Linked DNA regions of Mus musculus: region 2 is linked to region 1. Evidence: chromatin loops called from intact Hi-C (ENCODE). Cell type or tissue: heart. All regions are shown on one strand. Each heading gives the region's core, and the rest is flanking DNA. Links, peaks and the distances in the headings are about the cores only.

Evidence for each region. A loop is a pair of places that touch in the nucleus more often than their neighbours do. Peaks named below come from ENCODE experiments on the same cell type or tissue, not always from the same donor. Only the 100,000 strongest peaks of a DNase experiment are listed, where the experiment ranks them.
Region 2: a loop joins it to region 1, with 2.1 times the contacts of the local background. A loop is called at or near these places in 2 of 42 quality-filtered maps.

What each region holds. Positions count from the first base shown.
Region 1 is chr13:110,691,388-110,701,388 of GRCm38, reverse strand. No RefSeq gene overlaps it. Among named protein-coding and RNA genes, the nearest start is that of Gm33172, 13 kb to the right of the region's middle. In heart, for the core only: no CTCF peak of the experiment used is centred there; a DNase peak (open chromatin) is centred at 4,598; H3K27ac peaks cover 1,959 bases.
Region 2 is chr13:110,642,711-110,652,711 of GRCm38, reverse strand. It overlaps Gm41059 (a long non-coding RNA gene), which reads right to left and starts at 9,841. Exons shown (of 3, transcript XR_873955.2): 1 at 9,608-9,841; 2 at 783-881. It overlaps Gm33045 (predicted gene, 33045), which reads right to left. Exons shown (of 6, transcript NR_167735.1): 6 at 9,971-10,001. In heart, for the core only: no CTCF peak of the experiment used is centred there; a DNase peak (open chromatin) is centred at 8,911; H3K4me3 peaks cover 360 bases; H3K27ac peaks cover 820 bases.

The sequences.
Region 1 (10,001 bases), core at 740-8,739:
AAAATAATTAGATCTACAGTATCTTCTAAATCCCAGAGTCAGGAGTGTCCTTAGGAGTTTTGAGTCCCCTTTTCCAGCTGAATGAGTCTGCAGGTTGAATTCTGCTCAGTAGTCCTTCTACTCTTTATACGTGACCAAGAAGGGGCCAGATAGAAATGAATGAATAAGAAGGAAGAGAAGGAAGAAGAGAAAGAGGAGGAGGAAGAGGAGGAGAAGGAGGAGGAAGAGGAGGAGAAGGAGGAGGTGGAGGAGAAAAAGAAGGAGAAGGAAGAAGGAAGAAGAAGGAGGAGGAGGAGGAAGAGGAAGAAGAAGGAGGAGGAGGAGGAGGAAGAGGAAGAAGGAGGAGGAGGAGGAGGAGGAGGAGGAGGAGGAGGAGGAGGAGGAGGAGGAGGAGGAAGGAAGCCTGGAGTTTGAGAGCTTTTACACTGACAATGTCACATAACATCTCTAAAATTTTAAAATAAATTCCCCCTATTTTAGGCCATTTCATAACTGAGCAATGTCATGTCTGTGATTAAGGAACATGACAGGAATATTTTAGGAGTCAGTGCTCCATACCTGCAGCCAGGTGCCTAGATACACACAGGAGCTAATTGTACTTTCTGAAATAGAATTGCTTTCTTTCTTTAGAGTGCCAAATGACATGGCTCCACCTCCTGCAAATGTCTCTCCAATTTCCGAGCCTTCTCTGGCATATGAAGAAGCCCAAGCAGAAGTTCTCAGATTTAAGAATGTCCAAATTCCAAAAGCAAGTGCAATCCTTATGCATTATCTAAAGAGGAAAGAGCTTTAAATTAGTGTTGCAAATGCATACCAAGATTTAATGGCTAAATTACAAATGAGTTCTGACCAAAGGAACTATTCCAAATGCCTGCTTATCCCACAGGTATATTTTCCTCCTTCTGGAACTCTGACCATCTGAGGACCTACACTGGGTGCCTAGTCACCTCACAGGTATTTTCCTTTGCCCTTGGAACTCAAGAACCTACCATTTGACTCACACCTGGGTACATACCCAAAGGATTCTGTATCCTACTCCAAAGATACTTGATCAGACTTGTTCACTGCTGCTGTGTTCACTATTAATAGGAGATGAAATCACCCTGTATGTTCATCAACTAATAAAAGGACAATAAAAGTAGTAGAGAGAAAAATGCCACATGTACTTTCTGACACGTGGATTCTACCTTCAAAGTATTACATTTGTATGTTTAGCTTGAATATCTGTACTTCTGCAGTTATTACATTCCAGAGAGGGAAATTATACAAAGATAATTTAGATGGAGGATGCCCTAGGAGGAGAGCTGGTTTAACATGGGTGATATGAAAGTAAAGGGGTATTTTACTTTTACTTTCATAGAAGGTAGAAAGCTAATGCTAGCATTTAGGTGGGAGTGGAGAAGAGGAGGAGAGAGGGAGAAATAACTAAACCTAAGGATATGTGAGTAACAACACATAGAAACTTACTACTTTGTAAATCAAGAAAATATATGTGAGTTTGAGAAGACAGATTTAGGAAAGAGATGTTCTACAATCTGCACAGTGCTGTTCCCAAAAGCTAAAGGTTTCAAGGGGAAAACAAAACCAAAAATAAACAAACATAAAAACCAGATGTAAGACACCTTCCTACAGTTGTTGGTTGAAAAGCCTCAGCGACCCCAAAGCAATAGAGGTATTCGTCTCTCTTCTTGCTTTCTCACTAGAAACAATTGGTAAGATTCTATTGCTAAAGAATCCAAACATGTTGATTGCATGGTATAGAGAAATGAAGTTGGCAGCATCTTTTCTACTGGCTAACTTTCATAATTTTAGAAGGTTTGATATAGCCTGCTGGGGAGTGAGAGGCATCAATTGTTTTACTTAGTTGTAAACCTTATAAGGTATAATGCCAGCCTTCAAGGCAACACCGGCCCATAGGAGGATCAGTGGTATGGCAGTTATAGGGTTAACCAATCACTCTTTGATTGAATTTGAGGTTCAATTCACTGGAAGGAATAAATGTTAACTACTGAAAAATTGTTCAACTCCATGGTTGAAGGTTTCAGGCTTTAAGCAAGAACTTCATACTGTTCTTTCACTAAATTGTCACGACACCAATCTGCCTCCTAAATAATTACTTCTCTATCCATAGATATATGCTTTTCCCAGCCTTACATGGAGTAGCCTCTCTTTATAATGAATGGTAGAGCATGAGGAGACACATGGGTGTCTAAAGTGCTGAGAATAAATTTATTCTCAGGACTAAATGGGGAATTTATTCCATCCTTAGACTGTCTCATGGACATCATGAGAAAATAAGTAGAAAAAAATGTCAAAGGTAGAAAATATGGAGAAAGGCTTGGAACACTGTCTGTTAGGTTCGGCATAGCCAGTGCAGTCATGACATAACAATAGCTATGATCACCTGCAATGGATCTTATCAAAAAGTCATTTATAGATAGGGAAGGGACCTACGTGGCATTACCGTTACCTACTAAACCATTGCCTACTAATCGATTCTAGGGGAGAGACGCTTACTGTATTCAGTTGTGTACCACTGAAAAGCCCAGTGGGCTCCGAGAGGTACTTCCAAACCCATGGTCACCCAGACAGTCTTGCTTAAATTCAATGAGTCTCAGCAAACAGGAGATCGACAGCAAAAATGAAGTATGGGAGTGTGGAAAGGAGACTTACAGGGAAGGGAAGACAGTAGTGTTGGGAAGGAGATCAAAAGGGGATTCCAGTAATCGGGGTGAACATTGTATGTGCATGAAATTGTCACAAAGACACTCAATAGATGCTAATTTTAAACAAATAAGTAATGAGCTTAGATATTCTGTATTTTTCATTCTTTATCCATCATTCACTTGCCAGTGAAATCCAATAACAAATCAATTTAGCCAACTTGTCAGATGGTATCTCTTGAAGTAGATTGAACTATAGTCTTGAGGTCTTCAAGGTGTTAACTTTGAGTGTTCATTGTGTGAGCGTGTGTGTGTTACAGTCCACAGAGAAACATGGAATAACTATAAGAAAAAGAATATGCTTTGATGTGACTATACTAACAGCAATGCAAACATGGCAGGCTATATATAGACCTGAGTGGCTTTGTTTCTTTTTAATTTGAAATGCCAGCAGTCTTCCCATAAGAAACCCAGTATTTAAATGATTGTACAGACACCGCAAATGTCTTCTTTGCATGCGGAGAGACAGCAATTTATAGGAATCTTTAAAAACAATGTTTGCAGTTGGGTCTGGTGGGGTGGTAATGCCTGTTATCCTTGCACTTGGGAGGTAGACACAGGAGGATCAAAAGTTTAAGGCCAGCTGTGACTCCAGAGTCAGTTCAATTGCAGTCTAAACCCCATGAGATTCTGACTCTAAACAAACAAAAAACACATTATTTTGAGTTCTATCATATCCTCCACCATTTTTTATGTTCTCAAAGCAAGAAGTTCAGTGATATCCATAACGAAGACAGTATAAACGGAATTTGCCAAGATTTGTACACTTAGGACATTGCAATACTGATTTAGGGGATCTAACTTCAAATAAATTTAAAAGCAATGCAGAATGACTGTGCCTACAAAGGCAGGAGAGAAACAGTCAGAGAAACAGAGGCAAGTGATTCTGTGGTCATGGTCTAGTCTTTGTTCTGAATATGGGATCCGAACACTTAAATTATATTTTATTTTGAAATAATTAATGGCAGTTGTTTAAGTAATTCACAGCCTGCAAAGTCCATACACATTCCACCCAGGAAAGAGGCTCCAGAAAAATGTGAACATATTTTAAGTGTAATTTGCTTATTTGGCCGGCAGAATCTTTGACCAGTCTTCCCCAGTTCACAAGGAGCCCTTCCTCAAAGCTGGTGAGTTGCCATAAATCACAGGGTCCTAGAGAAAAACAGCACAATGGTTTGTTCTCTTTCTGTGTTTCTACATCCTACAAATTTTGTAGAAATAGAGTCACAGGAAATCGGTGCCCAGAATTGGCAGGGGTTATATGTAAATTGCAGTGGGTCACTTAGTGTAAAAAAGAAAGGCTGTTGTTGAGTGTGACTGTAAAGGCCTCTCCCACCCTTTAGCTGATTCAGTACAATATCTGCTGTGGAGGGCTGTTCCTGGAAAGGCCTTTCTTCTCTTGACCCTCTTCCAACTCTCAAGCAATAGACAGGTTTTATTCACCTACTCTATATGTCTTTATAATATAGTCCTCATATTGAATAACAACTGGTCAGCACCCCATTTTGTCAATCTCTGCTAAGATGGGTGGGATTAATCCTTCTGTGTGTGGAGGAAGTAGGAGGGAGGCATATTCAGAGAATGCTTTCTTTACTTTGCAACCCTTTTTAGTAGGGAAGCATTTACAAAGCATTAATCCCATTCCAGATACCACCTTGCTTTTTCCGATGGGCATCCTGCGACCAAGATGATATCACTTTCAAAGTCAGTCCTATCCTATTAGGAGCAACCTCCACTCCTGAAGTCACAGGCCTCAAGAACAATGACCAAGGTCACCCTCACACAGCCTCCTGCTTTGTTTCATAAGAGATAGCCCTTGAATGCTGAGAAACCTAGCTTCCAGGAACTGCAGGCCTCAGCCAGCCACTGTCTTTCACGTAGTCCCTTGGAGAACAATTGTGTGAAGCACAGTGACCTCAGAAACCCACTGCCTTGCGGGCTATTTATGAAAACAGTGTTCTCAAAGAACAGTTCAGGATGAGGAAGCCCTATCAGAGCCTGATTTAGCTCCCACTCTGCCTGTGCGAGCACCCTATGAGAAAACAAGGGTAAATATAGCAAACGCAAGTTCAAAGGTAGAAGTCCAGTTGCACGCTGTGCTTTCTGGGAGTGAAAATGAGATCTCTGGAGATACACTAGCCCAGCAAGTAGAACTCTGGTGAATTTTGCTGAGCTTGATTTATCAACCTGTCTTTAAAAAAAATTTTTTTTTTTTTTTTGCATTGGTTTGTTCTTTTATTGATGGCAGGAATGAGGAAAACGAATTTCTACTATATATTAGAAAGTATTTTATAATAAATATGAGAAAGGCTGCTGCTGTTGGTTTTTAAAATATGATGCACCACCATTATATACAGAGCTGTCTGGACGCATGTCCTAACAGCTCAGCCTCCTTAGCCTAGTGGTTTTCATCCTTGCTAAAATGCTGTGACCCTTTAATACATTTCCTCATGTTGTGGTGACTCACAACCATAAAATGATTTTGTCCCTACCTCATAACTTAATTTTGCTAATGTTACGAGTTGTTATGTAAATATGCAGGATACCTGATATGTGGGCAACCCACAGGTTGAGAAACAAATTAGGCTAATGCAGATTATCATATGCAGGAATTTCGCCTTCCTCTGCAGGCTTCAGTGTGATTTGCCTGGCGTGATCTGTCCATGCTAGCAATATCAACAAGGGACACCCCTTAGAGCTGCCAGTCACCTGGCGCAGAGAGAAGTGGACTTCTCCATCAGCTACTTCTGGAATGGGACAAGATCATCACCATTTACCAGAGTATTGCCTTTTGGGTGGTTTATGGTTTCTTCTTTTTTTTTTTCCCCTTCCTTCATATATTTCTTTCTGGAAATGGCTACTAATTATTTTAAGGCTTTGAGTTCTTTTACAAAGTGTCACCTACTTATGTCGAGGCAGATGGTAATTTAGTCATCGTGTCAAGAAACACACGCAGTATCGGCTGCCACTGGCCTTTCGGTGAACAGTACTTATCGACAGTTTATGGCAAACATCGAAGATATAAAGAAAGCAGGGATGTAACACGTGTCGACCTTCCCGGGAAGGAGCATAGCAATGCAAGAAAGTCATGATAGTGAATAATTTGAAATAATTCTTTTTGAGTTTTCCATCAATAAGCAATAATTCTCCCTAACTAGCTCTTGGTATAAGAGCTCAAATACAGTTTTAAATTGCCTTGTAAACACACACACACACTCACAGACACATGCATGTAACTGAAATATGAGTCTTACACTCACTACTCAAAAGGCCTTTGCCAAGACAGTTCCTGTAATCTTGGGGTAATTCTGCAAAATACCCTGAAGTGATTTTTTTCTCTATTAAAATAAAACAAGTTCATTCTCCATTCATCTCCTCAGCAGAGGACTGGGATCCGTGTGTGATCTCTCTTCTACTTACAAATATGTAGAGTATACTCAGCGCCAGGTAGGAGGTCAGTTCTTTACCTCTGATTAACCATAGGCTGGTGACATATTGCCTTCAAAATCATAGCCTATAATGAAAATAAATGAGCTCATGGCCCGCCCCTCTCCTCAGCGGGTTTTTTTCTAACAGACTTGGAGAACCCTCTCAGGACAATGAAACCACGGTGAAACAATCACATTCCCAGTAACACAATGACTCCTGAAGCACAAAGCTTTGTAAGTAATTTGAAGGAAATGATATCACTTCTGGATTGAATAAGGAGCCTTAGTATTTCATTGAGCCCATCCATATGCTTCCTACCACCATGGAACCGACCCTCTCAGAAAGTCATGTCCAGAGCAGAGCCAGGATGTATTTAAAGCTAGGAGAAAAATAAGTCAGATGTTTTTTATTATTCTGCATATTTGTCCTGATGGTTTTTAAAAATAATCTATGGAAAGCACTCACTGATAATTCTGTGTACTTGTGACTTTAAGGAATTGGGGAAAAAATGTGAAATTTTTAAAAAGTCAAGGAGAGAACTCAGAACTGTGAAACTGAAAACAATAAAGAGTGCTTTCACGCAATTATTTTTCACCTCAGGGAATGTATTTCAAGTCATCTCAGGATTTTTGAGTGATGAGTTGATGGACGTGTCTGAACTTCACAAAGGAACATCAATTCAAGTAAAAATTGCATTGGGGGGAGGGTGGAAAGAACTTTAAAAGACATAGAAATAGATGCTCAAAGAACTGTGTGCTTCTGGGGGGAAAGAGAGGGCAAATTCTCTAATGAAAACTGAGGCTGGATGTGAAAGCCAGGGCAAAGGAAAAAAACAAATAGAGGTTAGCAGATGCCCATGCGTGGAAAGTCTATGTCTGCAGCCTGAAACACAAAAGGTCATTTCCTACACTCTGATTGACAGAAAGACCATTCCTGTGTGCATCAGCCTCATTAAGTAATTAGGATTTTGATTCCACATCTCAACTCACTCCTGCAAAGAATAAATTGTCAACTTCACCTGTCTACCTCTGTCAAGAGTTTGATTATAGAGCATCCTAATCCAGCAGTTTAATTATAAGCTAGGTCTACACAGCAAGTGTCAATATTGCCTGCATCTGGTGTGTGATTTTTGTACAATTTAGAAACTGTAATACAGCAAAATCATCCACAAAGAACAGGTGAATCTAAAGGCATTTGTGAAATAAAGTATATTTCAAATATATGAGTAGAGTTGTAAACTTTAAATGGTTTAGTTAAGGGCATGCCACACATGAGCATGAGGCCTGAGTTCAGAGACTGAACACATGATACTTACAGTAGTGTGTGATTAAACATATAATAGGTAGAATAGTGTATAACTAGTCCAAGCAGTGGGAATAGAGAAAGCTGGAAGCCTGTAGCTCAATAGGGAGCCAATAGAGCCAACCCAGCATCAAGAGGCCATATCAGAAAAATAAAAAGTACAGAACAATGGAGAAAAACATATAGTGTAAACTTCTGGCCTCTACATGCATAAATATATACAAAACACCCTCTTTGCCATTATATATGTTCTTTTATCTTTTCAGCTGCCCAAACATCTTAAAATGGGGGTAATATTCACTTCATACATTTTGTCTTAAGCTGTATTCATGCTATTTATAGAGATTAAAGGAGAATTATATTTCATTGGGGGAAATTCTTGTTACTGCTTTCAGTATAATGTCATGGGTTTAGTAAATAAATGATAAGTAAATGAGATAAAATATGAATTGTTTTCCTAAGAGCATACTTACTTATCATAACAAAACATTATTTTTCATTTAGAAAGCTCCCTTATATTTCTGTGGTCAATTTTTCTGCTTCACCGTGGTGAGCAATGGACATTGACTTTGGAAGAGCTGAGTTCAGAAATCTTTATATGAACTAGATAGGCTCCCGAGAGGTTAGGGCCACTTAGAAGACTAGTCTCTCAATCAGAAGGCAAGAAAGCAAGACTCATTAGGTTCATTTCTTAAGATAGTTTTGCTAGTTAGTTTTTGTCAACATGACACAAGCTAAACTCCTCTGGGGGTGGTGGGGAGGAAGGACATCAGTCCAGAAAGTGCTTCTTTCAGATTGGCCTGCAGAGGTGTCTGGGAAGGCATTATCTGAACTAATTGAACTAATGATTGATGTGTGTGTGTGGGGGGGGGATCCAGCCCACTGTGTGGTTCTACTGAGGGGCAGGTGGTTGCAGATTATTCAAGAAAGCAGGCTGAACAAACCAGTAAGCAGTGTTCTTTTGTGGTCTCCCATTTAGCTCTTGCTTCCAGATTCTTGTCTGAGTTCCTGCCCTAACTTCCCTTAATGACAGACTGTGACATTGAAGTGTAAGCCAAATTAAACCTTTCCCTTCCCAAATTGCCTTGCGTTCTGGTGTTTATCGCAGCAATGGAAAACAAAGGAGAGCAGAGGGCATGATGTAACCATGAACTTGCCTTCATGCACGTTTTGATGAAGCCTAAAAATCACGTACGTTGTGCTTCCCAGCATGCAATGCTGCCTAGAACTTGAACTTGGTCCTTATCATTTTTCTTCTGTTTATATTTATAAGACGTGTTTCTATTTTTATCAGGAACAAACACCAGGATGCAGGAGGTATAGAAACTGTTCATTGTAGGTTTTCAAGGAATGAACAGTACAACTTTTGAAAGCTACTTTCATTATATTGAAAGCTTTAATTTAAAAGAGAAATTCAAATTTTACCAAACAGAGAAGTACAGTCTATTGTGCGCAAACAATAATCATGTGCAAACAATAAAAGATTATAGTATACGAGTCCTTGTGGATCCAACTCTAGAATTGCCAAGGCAATTAGAAGAAGAGACTGCGATATATGTAGCTACTTCAAGTGTATGTTCCACCTCAACCCACCCCCTTCACAAACAGTGACAGTTGAAGTTGATTTCTAAATTCAGAACAGTTTCCAAGAGGTTCTACATTTAGGAGAAGGAGATTTCCTTTGTCTAGAAATACACCCTTTCCTGTGCGCTCTACTGACATCCAGATGGAACTTTCCCTAAACCCACATAAACAGTCTCAACTCCCTTGCTGTTATCTGCAATTGGAGTTGAGGTCAGTAGCTTTGGAAAGATAGCTGGTAATTTGACAAGTGTGGTGATGTTGTGCAGCGCCAGGCCTAGAGAATTTGTGCTGCCATTCTGTTTCATGATCTTGTACATTCTTTGATAGTTGCACATGTGCAATATAAATGCTATCTGGTTTTTCTCCCTGTTAAGTCGCTGAGATGAGAGGCTTTAAGTTTTAATTCATAGGTCCCATGTGCTTAGTAAGGGTTTGCCATAGGTGAACAACGGACTCATATATTTGAAGGGATGGATAAGTAAATTGGATATGTGTGTATCTGGCTGTATATTATAATGTAGAGTGAAATGAATGATCTGAAACAGATCAAACACATCTGTTTCAGACATTATCAAATAACTTGAACCAGTGGTGTTAGTATAAGAGGGGAAACACATAGATTTAGAGTAAGGTAGACTTGAACTTATCACTCCATTTATCATCCCCCTTTTATCATTCCCTGTTTCGAGCAAGCCATTATATCTCTTTAATAATTACTTACCACATCTCTCAGAGCCCTTTTACCCTCTGTGAGGTATCAGATCGAAGGGGGTAAAGAACATACATAGAGTAGTTAGCAGGTATCCACAGGGTAGCAGTGAGTTCTTCGCGAATGGCAGCTCTCTGCATTAAGTCCTAGTCACAATCAGAAAAGAAGAGTTCTAAAAGCTTTTTAAGATGTTTAACCAGTAGACACACTATGGCCTTTTGTTTAAGCAACATTTATTCTTACAAAACTGTATT
Region 2 (10,001 bases), core at 1,424-9,423, 49 kb after region 1:
GACTCATTTAAAGCTTTAAGTTTTTAAAAAAAAATGCATCTCAATGACATTTCTATTTTAAAAACGTATTAAAAAATCATAAGAGGATTTACTGCCTTTAAGAAAATATATATCATCTCTCCTTTGCATCAGTGACCACCATAAAGCCGAAGAGCTGGCTCTTGGCTTTAGTAGCTGGGATTCCAGGGATTCGGACAGATATGACACTGCTAATTAAGCTTACACAGTGCCAGGGATCTAATGACGCCAATCTTTGGGTTATATATAATCCCATCTCCCCACGGACGTCGCAGATCACTGCTGATCAAGTGGCTCATTAACAGAAACGGCTTGAGATATCTATACATCACAGAAAGTCCTTGACAGTGATAAGCCATTAATACCCAGTAAATAGGTCATTAATGGCAAATTCAAATGGCAGCTTCCTCTTGAAAGCATTAGAAGCTCTCTGTCAATGCTTAAGAATATTAATGTGTTCTCCTACATGCTTGCTACATTCCATAATTAAACCCAAATGCTAATGAACCCCTTATGTTTTTAGACTAATATGAAATATGCTCCATTTTTTGTGGCTGTATGACAAATCACTTCAGAATTTAGTGGATTAAAAGATTAAGCATTAATAATATCCCACTATCCATAGGCTAAGTGTTGGTAGCAGCTTAGCTGGTGCTTTGGAATAAGAGCAATTAGTTGAGCTTATAATCAATATGGCAACTATAACACCATACATCAGAAGACATGAGGCATGTTGTGTCACAATTAGTTCCAAGATGGCTCACCAACATGATTGCTGGCCAGAGACCTCAGTTCTGGGCCACATAGACCTTTCCATGGAAGCTGCCAAATGTGCTGATAGCTTTTTTTCCAAAGTCCAATTTCTGAAAGAAGGAGCAAGGACAAAATAAAAATACTTTTAAATGATACAGTTTTAGAATTGGTCTACAGACATTTCTACCATATGCCATCCACAGAAACACATTGTTAGGTACAATTCACTGGCAAAAGAAAATGAAATGGAATCCACAAAATGAACGGAGGAGTATCCAAGAATTGTGGGTACATTTTAATACCACCTCATATGCAAATATATGCAAATATTTAAACTTAACTATAAGATATGGTGTCTATCATGAGTTGCATTAAAAACAGAAAAGAAAACTGTACGCATGTCATACTATATGAGCTATATCTCTTTTAAAAATAACAGAAATGATAAAGTCATTTGAGAAGACAAAAAGCTGAATCTTTGAGGCTGGCATTTCATCTTGGAAAGCTTATCAAAACTTCACAAAAATGGTTGAAACAAGTGGTATTATTTTAGAGCTGGTTTGTGAGAGATGAACATTAATGTCTTGGCAGAGTTCCATAAAGCAAGTATGCAATGAGCCACGGTAAGAACATTTACATGGTGAAACAAGTGACACCACTGACCTCCCATGCACTCAGTTAGCCATAATGATTTTGGCCATAATTTTGATCATACTGTTTTTTTGTTTTTGTTTTTAATTTGTGTTTTAAATTTTGCTAGTACTTTTCTTCCCCTAGTGGTCTAAAAACTGGTTTATGGAAAGGCCAGACTTAAACCTCATGTTGAAAGATAATGCTGCATCTATTTCAGTCTGGATGTTGGTCTTAAAAGGTGTAACTTAACTGTTACAGTGTCCAAACCATTTCATATATCTCTAGCATAATTTTCCAGATTGACCAACTGCCTAGCTAGTCATTGATGGTTAGTAAATAACTGTATTACATCCAAGGATTTAGAAAAGATGAGTGAAATTTTAAAAGAGTAAAATCAAAGTACAGTTTAATAAGTAGAAAAACTGAGGAAAGATAATTAAAAATAGTGGGGGTTTGCATTTTGATAAAGAAGAAATTGCTACACATTAAGTTCATGAGGTATCTCTACATTATCCAAACACAATGTGAGAATACTCTTTCAAAACACGAAATGTCTCATTTCTCTAACTTAGCATTTATTCCTCAAATGTAATATTATCTCTACTCTCAGATAAACAGCCTTGAGCAACCATTCCTAATTTATACATCATTACCCTGTTTTTATATTTAAACACTCAGCTCTCTCTCTCTCTCTCTCTCTCTCTCTCTCTCTCTCTCTGTGTGTGTCTCTCTCTCTCTGTCTGTCTCTGTCTGTCTCTGTCTGTCGCTGTCTGTCTCTGTCTGTCTCTCTGTCTGTCTCTCTCTCTGTCTATCTCTCTGTCTGTCTCTCTCTCTCTGTCTCTCTCTCTGTCTCTCTCTCTGTCTCTCTCTCTGTCTCTCTCTGTCTCTGTCTGTCTGTCTGTCTCTCTCTCTCTCTCTCTCTCTCTCTCTCTCTCTCTCACACACACACACACACACACACAGAGTGTAGACAACCAACAACCACAAATAAATGCATCCATCTTCCAAAATGGATGCTATGGATTCTTGCACCATGTGGAGGTCAGAAGAGCTGATGAAATAAAATTTCCCAGAGCAACCACTTTTCAACGACAACCCTAACATCTTCCAAATGATCACAATCACAGATAAGAAGAAGACACTGTGCCAGAGACTACAGACATGTGCATTAAGACTCATGCATCTGAAATCTTACCACAATGTTAGGGATAAAAACGTGACAGCTAGGTTACCATGGAGACAGAAGCAAAGACACCAGCTACTAACTCTGAATACCAATTAACAGCTAGCACTTCTTTATGTTACCAAAATTGGTTTCCAGGGCAACCCAAAGGATGGGCTTATGTTGTCAAATTAATTACACACCAAATCCAAAAATGTCAGAGTCAGTCCTCAGAATGTTATGGGACTTAAAGAAATTATTTATGAAATTCATGCACCCTTCAGGGTGGTATTTATACTTTGCGATTTCTCCTTATTTCCTCTACCCCCTTTTCTTTCTCTTAAAATTTACCTTAGGCAGAGAAAAAGATATGGTTCTTAATATTTTCATTTGTTTTCTAAACAGGAGAAACAAAACCATAATTCAAGTTCTTCATTCAGGTAATAGAAAAACTTAATAGTTTCTTTGTAAATCCTTTATCTATCATGTTATCTTAACATATTAGAGATATAGATATCTATCTGAAACACACACACACACAGAGTGAGTAGTTGGCCCCTGGGTAATTATAATATATCAAAAAACTGTTAATGATGTGTCACATGCTTCAGGATATTTGATGAAGTTCTCAGGTTCTGATTCTCCAGGTACAAAGCATGTCTTTCTAAGTGTCAGGTATTAAACTGACAGGTTGCTGTTTGCAAGAGTCACTGTGAAGCCATGCTGGCTGCTTTAGTATCTGCAATCGAGGTACAATAAAGTCCAGCCCTTAAGTATGAACCTATATCATCTAAAGACAGTGACCGCTACTCAGCAGCTTATTAGTAAGCTTGCTCAGTCTCTCGCTCTCTGTTCTTATTTTGTTGAGGGGTTTTGCTAAACATTTGACGACTCCTTGCCACCTCTCTACAGTTACTCTGCTCTCCTATGCCAACTTATTTGCCAACAGCTTATCAATACCAGTCAGAACCATCCCGATAAAATATAAGCCAGTTTTGAGAATTGTAGTCAAATTAAGTAAGATATTCCATCAAGGAGGTTCAGCACACGTGCACACATGTTATCTGCATTCATTCATGAAACAGATTCCTTGAGTTCCTACTACATGCCTGGTAGTAGGGATTTAGCAATGAATAGACAGAGAAACACCCTTCACCTTTGTGGAGGTCCCCTAAAAGTATTGGTTATGGTAAATGCTAAGAGACCTGAATCAGCAGAAAGCTGAAAAGAGAGAAGTGACTGGGATGATAAGACATTTACAGGATGGAAAGACCTCATTGCAACAGTTACTTTGGACTAGAGATACAACAAGAAAGAGTGAATTATGAGAGCATAGGAGAAAGATCCCAGCTAGAGATTCCTCAAAGACAAAAGCCATTCTCAAGAGCAGAGACCAGACTCTGTGAGAAGGAAGAGCCCGTTGAGTTAGTAGTAGATAATCCTAAGACTCAAATCACCTGTGGCTTTGTGAATCAGAGCAAAATCTCCAACTCTCACGGATAGAGTAGGGAGCTAATAAACAAATCAGACACCATTTTTATGTTTCATTAGAATCCTTCCGGCTGCTGATAAAAAGTTAAGAGGCTGTTGCCATTGCCCATGGCAGACAGGCTGCCTGTGTGTAGCAAGGGAGCAAGGTGGAGGTGGACGTGACCAGAGGCATATGATCAGAAGAACTTCTGAGAACTATCTGCTTTACAGTGTTCTCACTTGAAGCTGGACTAATCCTGGGTTTTAATAAACTTGTGACCATTTGTGATTATCCAGTTCATAAAATCAAGCCATGTTTTCTTTTTGTTAGTGATTTACAGCATTCTGATTTGTAATAAATCATTCCCTGCTCTTATACCATTTCACCCACAATGCTATAAAAATTAAATGGGTAACATGAAAGCTATATAAATATTTGATTGAAAGTTATAAATCAAAATCACCTTCTAATGGAGACTTGTCTTGGCTATATTAATTGCTTGAAAATTACAAAGTGGTAATATTTGAATTAAGAGTGAAGAAAGTCAATGAGCGCAATGTGTTGCTTTTGACTAATCCTTTAATAAAACACAACATGTTTAGGCTATTGTCCCTTCAAATAAATTTCTAAATATGCATATAATTGTAAAGGTACTATGGAGTATTTTCTTAGTTTTCAAAGAATTGCTTTCATTTTACTGCCTCTCCCCATGAGAAATAACAAGAATGTTCTCTGCTCTTTCTGTGAAGAGAAAATTAAGGCATTTTCTAATGCAGTCGCCATGGGCTTTCAACTGAGAGCCCTTGGCCAGTTCCTGAAGCTTAAATAAATCCTTCTTGAGTCTGAGAACCCATCATATTTCACTTATACACTAATTTGTAAATTGTAGAAAGAAATAGGACAAATCTGGCTCATGATTAAAAGGTTTTCCTTATTAAGAATAAATGAACAACATGACTTTTGATCATAGAAATACTAGTTGCGATTAATTGAGGCATTGAATTTATTTGTGCCAGATAGTGTGTTTTAAGTCTAAAAACAATATATGATAGATATAAGCCTCTCATGATACTATTAGCATCATCCACATTATAAAGATAGAGAATTGGACAGAGACTCAAAAATATACTGGAGGCGACTCTGTTTGTAGGCTAAGTCAGTTGCTATGGCCTGGATTCAGAGTCTATCCTCTCGCAATCATGTTCCACTGCCTGTCAGCATACAAACCAGGGAATTTTATTGACCACACTTTTTTTTCTCAGACTTCTCCCTTCCACTCCTGATGGTCCCTCCCTTTTACAGCTAAAGGTAGAAATGACTTGTCAGTCCAAAAGCTCAAGCCTTTGCCTAGACTTACCATGGATTGCTAAGAAGTTACAATTAATAGAAAAGATTAGGAAATGGGTTGTAACAGGTAAGAACAAGTCAAAGAGATCAGAACGATACTCATCTCTGCAGGTCAAAGGCTGCGTCTTCCTGTTAATACTTTAGGAAACTCAAAATTACCACAGTGATGCATGGGTTCTGTCTTATCCCCAACAACAGGGAGCGCTGTAATTTGAAAGGGCTGCCCCCTGCACCAAAGCTGATTAGAAGACTAGGAATGAAGAATGAGAAAATTCTTAAAGAGAGAGAGTGTGGTCTAAAAGTCCTGCTTGTCTGGTAGGTTTGTGGCTCAACAAACCAAAACAAAACAAAACAAAACAAAACAAAACAAAAAGATGACAATTCAAGTTCTCAAAGTGAAAGAATTCATACTTCTTACAAATCTGAGTTGAGGCCTCAGACCCATGAAGTAGATACTAAAGACAAATGTCTATTCATATTAAAAGGACAATCACCATTCCAACTACCTGTGATTAAGAGTCCTGATGGTCTTGTCTGATATCAGTGGGAGGGGATGGCCTTGGTCCTGTGGAGGGGGATGCTGGAGCAGTTTGGCAGGGGTGGGTGGATAGATGGGGGAGCACCTTCATAGAGGCAAAGGGGAGGGGGGAGAGGATGGATGGGATGGGATGGGACGGTTGTGGAGGGGTAACCAGGAAGGAGGGTATCATTTAAGAAATAGTGAATGGAATGATTAATGAAAATAATAATGATTAATGAAAGTAATGATTAATAAAATAAATAATATATAGTGAATATTAATAACTTGAATAGCTATATTATATATACATAAATATATATATTCATATACATATTTCACACATAAGAAAAAAGAATTCTGAAATTATTCTCTCCCAGACTGCAGATAGAATGTCACTATTCTTTTAGGAATATTTGAATTCATCACTATCATAATTGGAATTTAGAATAGGCACATGATACAGACGTTTCTATTGTCGTTAAAAAAAGGATTGTATTTCCATAGAAAAGCTGGGTAGATGGATATAGTTTTAGGCCCATGCTCTGTTGTGAAAATAAGATGCAGTGTGATAGACAAAGTCTCTAAAGTACTTCATGACCACAAATGAGCAGGTTAGAGAGCTCTGTCACCAGAGCACTGGACGTCAAAAACAAAACACTGAGTGAAAACGTATTCTTTCCACTGTTCCTATACATGCTCCTCTCCTCTCCTAACTCTTTCCTTACTCCCACCTCCTACCATTCAAGCTGGAAAGGACTTTCATGGGAAGGCTCAAGAGACACAGCAATGCTTGTGTACATTGTTTTAAAAATAAACTGGTAGTTACTACCCAAACCAGTAAGAAAGATCCCCTATCAAAAGAATAAAATCATTGATAAATTCTTCTTTTAGTCTCTGTCTCTCTCTATCTCTCTGTCTCTGTCTGTGTGTATGTGTGTATATGTGGAGAGAGAAAGAGAGAGACAGAGGCAGAGACAGACAGAGACAGAGACAGAGACAGAGACAGAGACAGAGGCAGAGGCAGAGGCAGAGGCAGACGCAGACACAGACACAGACACAGACACAGACACAGACACAGACACAGACACAGACACAGACAGACACAGACACAGACACAGACACAGACACAGACACAGACACAGACACAGAGACAGACAGGCACAGACACAGACACAGAGACAGACAGACACAGACGCAGACACAGACACAGAGACAGACAGACACAGACACAGACACAGAGACAGACAGACACAGACGCAGACGCAGACGCAGACGCAGACACAGACACAGACAGACACAGACACAGACACAGACACAGACACAGACACAGACACAGAGACAGACTGGACAAGAGAGAGCATCAAATTCCCTAGAATTGGAGTTGCAGGTGCTTATGAGCTGCCACGTGGTTGCTGGCAGCTGAACTTGGGTCCTTTCTAAAGACAGCAAATGCTCTGAAGCACCTTAGCCAGCTCTCCAGTTCCTAGGTTCTCACGGTGTTAAAGGAATCAGCTGACAGCAAGCTTGCTAAGTACTCCATATGTCTTTGATGTGGCCTGTTGGAGCAGAGAGTTCAAGTTCACAGCAGATTTTATTAGGTTAATTCTATTATATTCACTGTTAACCTCTCAACTATGAAGATCATATTAAGTGTTATCCAGTCATTAACGGTTCCAATAGAGCTTAGCATCTTCCTGTGAATTTTCCATAGGGAACATTAGTTGTAATTGTGTGGCAGTACCAATAAACAGGAAGCCTGCTTGACAGAGTGATGATGGAGAAACCTGAAAGGATATGGCTTCACTCTAATGCAGGGGTATACTTCACCTCTTGACTTGCCGGTTGGTAACGTAGCCCAGGGCAAAGATTTCCTAGGAAGACATTCTAATCGCTAACGTCCATATTGCTGCTTGGTAGAATGTGAGATCTTGCAGATTACTAAATACTTGAGCTTTGGTGACTCCATCAAGTAAAGTAGGTATAAAAATCACATATATCTTTTAGGTTTGCCAAAGAATTAAATAAGTCAATATGTGTTGTGTACTTAGAACAGAAACTAGTGCATAACAAATGTCACTGTAGGAATTGTTCATGGAAAAAGGAGATAACATGGTCTAGACTCTCCATTTAAAACCTGTGTTAAAAATAATCACCCTCGTACATACTTGACTATCTGTGTGCATGATATATATACATACATATGCCAGTCATTACTATTTTTCTGGACTGTTAAAAACAGTTAAATTATTTTAAGTCATCTAATATGGAAACAACATACCTAATAAAAATAGTTCCTTCTTAAAACTTAGGAAAGAAAAAAAATTCCTCCATTCAATTATTTTATTTTAAATAATATCCTTGCTTTAGTACTTTCAACTGCTCCTATGTATCAAGGTCTCAAATATTAACACAGACTATAAAGTTATTTTAATGCAGTCCAGGGGTTATATTGAATTAGTTTCACAGTAATTAATTTGATATTCTTGGTATTCAAGACGAAATCTAACAGTGTGGTTAACCGGTAGGAAGCTATTTTAAACATAGATCCACTAAAGACCAGACTGAATTAAAGCTAATGTAGGGTCTGATCAAGCTAATTTAAACAATCACATGTATCTATCCCACACCCAAAAGTTATATCTCTTACCCTTTCCTCCCCTAATACAGGAACGCCCAAATCTTTACTTATATTGGTGCTTGGGAATGTGTTAATCTGTGTTTCTGTGAAGAAGCTGGCACTTCTAAGACCTGCTGGGGTAAACATTCGCCTCTCCCCTCCTGGATGCTTTGCTTGCACACAAACCACTTTGCAAACATAGCTCACAATTGTCAATATGCAGCAGAGGGAAATGAGTTTCTGTGGAGAAAGCAGGACTGTTTGCTTATTCCCACAGATCCGCCAATTCTGTGCCCTCCACTTGCTGGCACGCAGTGACAGCTGGTCATTCCAGCACGGACAAAAACATTTCCCCCTGGCATGTTCTCTCCGCTGGCCTACGTTGGATAGCAGCCAAGTTCATTTATAGCCATCACAAGGGCAGAATTTAAGATGATTCAAGGGCTCTCGAGCGTTTGCTTTTCTAAGGTGGCACGGCATGCTACCGGATCTTGGTTGGCTGTCAGAGTGAAACCTACGACATATCTACAAGCTGAGCAAACTTTCATAATTATAAAACACACACCCTTGCCATCCAGGAGTCTTAACAAAACAACTCAGAAACAATGTACACTTTCTCCATTTCCTTCTGTATAAACTTCCCCAGAGTACTTGTAGGTTTCTTGATAGCAGAAGGTGGTTAAATAAAGGCTGAAAACAAACCATTAGACTTGCCAGGCTGGATTTCTGACTGCCTTCCAAGTTCCAGCCCAGCCTCTTCTTTCAGATCCGCCCTTTTAAATCCTAAGTTATTAAAGCAGTTGGTAAACACTAGTAACAGAGCCACTTAAGGATCTTCCTGGGTGGTGGACGAGTGCAGAAGTGGGAAAGTGTGTCTCTAGATCTTCCCTTTGTAGATCTTGGAGGAACCAGCCATGTTCTGTTCTGTAAACCTTTTCACCAACTGGGAACACAGCTCAACCACCTGTCAGGGCTTCATTGTCAGCTTCAGAATCTATTTAAAATAATTCCTCTGGACATGACATTCTCTTGGCCATGGAATAATGGTGACTCTATTTCTTTAAAGCCAAGTGGGGAAGGTCTTACCAGTGTCTGCTCCATTCCCTGAATGCTTCCTTTCTGTTGCTTTCCTTCCAGGTTCTTTTGGTCATGTCTGCTTTGGCTGGACATCTGGTGCATTCGACCACCAGCCATCAGCTTTGTACACCACCTGCTGCGGTTGCTTCTGACACTGTGAAGCCCATCTCAATGATAAATGAGGCAGAGCAAGCTGAAGATCTCAGTGGGCAAAATCCAATCTGTGTTGAAACACAGAGACTTGTTCTTCTACATTCCCTGTTATACGTCAGCATGGGGTACCCATGGCTTTTTAAAATATCTTTTATTTTATTTTCAAAAAATTAGACTCTATGAGACGGAAAAGAGGAAGGGGGTTTTGGAAGCACTAAGTAAGACAGCCAACAAGAAATCTCATTTTTAT